Regions from separate parts of the Mus musculus genome. Here region 2 is linked to region 1. The links are chromatin loops, found by intact Hi-C in ENCODE. Cell type or tissue: heart. All regions are shown on one strand.

Region 1 (2,500 bases):
AAGACTGCGTGGACCCTGAGCCAGTCCATTTTATTGTCCCAAGTAAACAGTTTTGCACCCATCCTTTTATTTCTCTGCTCAAATGCAGGGCAGTTTAGGGGAAGGGGAGGGAGAGAGGAAGAGGGGGAAGAGGAAGGAGAGAAATGAAGAGGCGGTGGGGGGTGGGGGAAGAGGATGAAGGGGGAGGAAGGAGAGAGGAGAGAGAGAATATAGATATATAGACAGGAAAGATGTCCAAGGCATAACCATGGCTTTATTATACCTGTAATCAAGACACCCACCCCCCAAAAAAACCTAGGTTCTTTTAAAAAGGAGGTGAAAATCTATTTGTACACAGAATCAAGCTTTATATAAAGTAGAATTTTAATAGTTACCAGATTGCAAATTTGAGTTTCATTTTTAAAGACTACCTTTTATATAATTGGCTCCCATCTTTTATTTAATTATCCATTTGTTGTATGTATGCATGTGTATTCATCATGTGTTTATGTGCGTGCATGGGTGTTTCTGGGCGTCCCAGGGTGGAAGTGTGGCGGTCAGAAGACAACTTTGTGGAGTCGGTTCCCCTTCCACCAGGTGGTTTCTGGGTATCGAACTGAAATTCTCTCCCTTGGCTGCAAGGGCCCTTTACCTACTGAGCCACCCCGCCGGCCCTCCCAAAACTTTCTAACCTTACAAAGAGCATCGCACGCCGTAGCCTGAAGAAGCTAATCAAACATTTGGTACTGTTAAGGATCTGACGGTTTCCTACCTCTGTGGAGGAATAAAGGGCAGACAGAAGAGTAAAATGAGTCCTATTTCAGCATAAAGAAAGCTGGCAACCGCCGCCCATTGGATTGTCATCGTTTTGTTTTGTTTTTTCTTCACACCTATACAGAGAAAGATTTCAATTTTAGAGAAACATGGGTGAACGGCCAGACACGCGGCGTGGGGCCTGCCGGGAGTTCGCCTAACTCCGGGTGACGAGGCAGTGCGCCGGACGGCCCCGCAGGTTCTTCCCCGGTCCCGAGGTGGCTCGGGCCGCAGAACGCCGCGGCCCGAGCCGCCGGACGCGAGGTCAGCAGCGGGGCCGCCCGCCGCCCGTCAGGCTTACCCGCCGCCGATCGCTCCGCGTGCCCCGCCGCCCGCCTGCGCGCGCACGTCCCACGCCGCCGGGAGCGCGCCGGGCCCGGCTGAGGTCACACTGGCGCGACCGCGCCTCCCGCGGCCCTTGTTTCCTGGTGCGCGGCGTGAGGCGGCCGAGGCTCCTCCACGTGGGCTCGGTATCCCCGGAGGGCTGATCCCCGATGCGGCTGATGCCGGATGACGGGAGCCAGGGCCCGGGTCTATGGTGGGACCCAGCCAGGTGCCCTAGGGTGGTAACCTGCCTCCCTGCCCGGAGCTAAACTGAATTTAAGTCATGGCCCAGGCCTGGGGGGTCTGTGGAGCGTTTTGTGTTTTGCATGCTGTTTTCCTGGTCCTACCGTGCCCATAGGCAAGACCAGGCAACTTGTGGGAACTGCTGGGTCTACTCCTTTACCTAACCATATTCCCTTAGGTAACTAGATAGGCCCCAGAAACCTTTGAGGGTGGATGCTCTCATGCTTGGTTAACTTTGCATTCCACCTCTGGTTTCCCTGGTAACACTAGAAAGAAAAACCTAACTACTGCCTCTCCTTAGGCTTTCTGGTCAATTCCTGTAATATCCCTGCTCCAAGTAGAGACTTGGCATCCCGATAACATTACATACTACATTACATACTGTCTCCATTAAGCTGGCCAGGAGTTCACTATCCAGGAAAAAGGATTCACTTGGAGATGTGTTAAAGAGGTGGGAGGGATAATTATTCCATTAATACGACGCAGCACTTACACATCCCAAGATGGCACTCCTTGAAGGAGCTTCCTTCTGCCCTGTGGCAGTAGTAAGCTTGCTTGGTTTTCTGGGTTCTAATTCAGAAAAGCCTAACACCTGCCTCTGTTTTTCTTTAGTGGATGGCCAAAAGCCTAAGCAAGCTTTCTGCTGATAATGGGCTTTCTCATTTCTGAATACCTGCCCCCTCCCGGAAGTACTGGTAGACCTTCATTTCTGAACAAGGCAGTGTTATTGGACCCTTTATGCCTAAAGATGTAACTTTTGTCTTTTTCCTCCTCTTCTCCATCCCCTTGGCTACCTTTTTTTTTTGTTTTGTTTTGTTTGTTTTTAATTCCAAATTAATAGTATTGCCCTTTAAAAAAAGCTTTGGCATTCTTTTATTAACAAAACTAGGAATCTAAAAGGGAACTCCAAATACTTCCAGGTTTTCAACATATGTGAATATTTGCAAATCTCAGAATGTAACTTCAAAAGGTTAAAAATCCCCTGTAAGGCTGTTGTGCAGTTGCTCAGATGCTTAATTTAATCATGACTTTTGAGCAGCCCATGTTCATTTGGGTTTGTAGTGTCCTTCTGCTAAGTGTCTATTAGAAATGTCTATGCGCCGGGAATGGTGGCGCATGCCTTTAATCCCAGCACTTGGGA
Region 2 (2,500 bases), 130 kb before region 1:
CGTGCACCACCACTGCCCGGCAAATGCCGCCTTCTTCTTCTTCTTCTTCTTCTTCTTCTTCTTCTTCTTCTTCTTCTTCTTCTTCTTCTTCTTCTTCTTCTTCTTTTCTTCTTCTTCTTCATTTTTTAAGATTTATTTATTTGCTTTATGTATGTGAGTACACTGTAGCTGTCTAAGGACACACCAGAAGAGGGCATCGGATCCATTACAGATAGTTGTGAGCCACCACGTGGTTGCTGGGAATTGAACTCAGGACCTCTGGAAGAGCAGCCAGTGCTCTTAACCGCTGAGCCATCACTCCAGCCTGCATTCTTTTCTTAAGCAGTAATGGTGCATGAGTTGTTAGAGATGCATACTGATGAAGTCAGGATAGAATATAATGACACAGCAGCCACCTACAGCATCAGCAAGGTATAGGTAAGGCAGTCATAGCTGTGTGTTTATGGTGGCTGTACTGATGTGTAATCTTCATGTTAAAGACTGAACTTTTATGGCTTTCCCAAATCTGAATGTTGATATCTTCACACCCAGCTTTAAAAAGTTATTTATTATTACATGTGTGCATGAACCTCAGGTCATGTATGGAAGCTAGAGAACAATTTGTAGAGTAAGTCGGTTCTCTTTCCACTCTAATGTGGCTTCTAGGGATCAAACTCAGGTCTCCAGGGCTGAAAGGCAAGTAAGAACCTTTACCCACTAAGCCATCTTGCCATCCCCAACGTCCAGTTTTATGGTATTATAAGACTTCCAGTGGGTGATTAGCATTAGATTCAGGCACGTAGGTGGAGATAAACAAACTGCTTCCTTGGAAACCTGTTGGTGTTTGAGTCTCATCTCCAGGGCACTAAAGCACACCACCATCTGCTTGCCTCCCTTATACAGATACATAATGCTGGCTTCTTTAATTGCACAGGTGACTTGCTGCTGTAGAGCTGTGGGTACAGTGGTGAGAGTTTGGCTCTGCAGTGTCTCTCTGACTGATCTTGGAAACTTCCCAAACGTCTCCTTGTCTTAAGTCTCTTTGTCTTTCAAGTAGAGATGATCGTCTCGGTCTGCAGGGGACTTTAGGAAGTGAAATTGACCAGTGACTTTAACTAGCCATAGTCCCCATCATTTCCTTTCTCAGGTAAATAAAAAATTTCTAGACTCAAACCTGTTTAAGGAGATAATGTCCACTAGGTGGCACCAGCCCATGGGTAAATAAAATATCCCAAGATTCTGTAGTCAAAAAATTGGAAATTATAAGGAAACAAAACTGCAGTAGTACTAATTAATGTTCGTATCTACATATAAGTTTTCTGTACTCTCCCCCCAAACTAAGACGGTAAAGCATAAGACAGTAAAGTTTTGTTCTGATTTGTGACTCAAGGCCCCTGTGTGGATACAGTTATCCTTGGGCTTGTGTTTTGCAGAAACCTTCTTGGTTTTTGTTTTTTGGGTTTTGTTTGATGTTTATTTTGCTGATAAGGTATGATTTGGAAAAGTCCCCTCTTGAAAACCAGTGGTTTTTGTATAGCCGTTGTCTTTCCTGATTACTCCTTTACTCGGGATTTACTGACTGTTTGCTGTGTGTCTGACACTGTTGCAGGCCCTGTGATAGAACTCTGGCTAGGTACGATACTGCTCCAGATGCACGGACAGGTTGTGATGACAGAGTTAGCAGGCGGGCACCCAGGACAGTGACTGGGGAGACTTCATGAGTCAGACCCTCTGACTGTGCTGCTGCGGTCACAGTCAGAACCTTGCCAGCTTACTCAAATGCTGTTTTCTCATGCTCTCCACAATCCTCCTTCCAACACAGCATCTCAGAATTGCTGAAATGGTGACCCTCTCCCCCTTGGGAGAAAACAACTGCTTCTTGTGTTCCCAGCTTTCACCCTCTACCCACTATTAAGCTTTGCAGCCTCTAGAAACTTGCTTTCATTTATTTTTGGTTTGCCTTTGAGGAAGGATCTCTTTGTGTAGCCCCTAAGCTGACCTCAAACTCATGTTTCTCCTGCCCTCACCTGCCTTTTTTTGGGATTATAGTATCACATCTATTTTGTAACTTGCTTCCTAGTGGGGTAAAACTGACACTGTTCACACAACAATTTCGGACAGGTTCTATGCTCTGAAGTGCTTAGAGCAGGTCATGTAGGGTAAAGCACAGACCATGCTTAGAGTAGAGCACTGTGGCATAGAGCAGCCATGGCACAGGATGGCGAATGCATATGTATGCTCTGGGCAGAGAATGTCTTGTTGGGAAGATGCGACCTGGGAAATAAGAAATCCATAGTCTTTGCTTAAAAACTTCAAGAAGTTAGGTTAGAGGAAGAGCTAAGTGCAAAGGTGTTGAAGGACGTGGCTGCTGAAAGGACAGAGCGATGCTAGTGTGCCTAGAATCTTATGATTTCCTGAGGGCTGGCTGGGGAAATGACTTCCGGGAGGAGAGGTGCCCATGCACTAACAGATTTGGCTCAGAACAGAATGATGAACTTAACACAGGAAAGGAGTGGAACTT

The links. Hi-C counts contacts between places; a loop is a spot of excess contacts. Peaks named below come from ENCODE experiments on the same cell type or tissue, not always from the same donor. Only the 100,000 strongest peaks of a DNase experiment are listed, where the experiment ranks them.
Region 2: it touches region 1 in a loop (2.5-fold over the local background); 13 of 42 quality-filtered maps call a loop at or near these places.

Annotation. Positions count from the first base shown.
Region 1 is chr12:31,633,512-31,636,011 of GRCm38, forward strand. It overlaps Bcap29 (B cell receptor associated protein 29), which reads right to left and starts at 1,147. Exons shown (of 8, transcript NM_001164090.1): 1 at 1,094-1,147; 2 at 752-869. The coding sequence starts at 843. In heart, no CTCF peak of the experiment used is centred here; a DNase peak (open chromatin) is centred at 1,140; H3K4me3 peaks cover 1,649 bases; H3K27ac peaks cover 1,356 bases.
Region 2 is chr12:31,506,993-31,509,492 of GRCm38, forward strand. The region is part of intron 1 of Gm40362 (a long non-coding RNA gene); the gene reads left to right. Among named protein-coding and RNA genes, the nearest start is that of Gm40362, 8.6 kb to the left of the region's middle. In heart, a CTCF peak has its summit at 1,172 (motif pointing right); no DNase peak of the experiment used is centred here.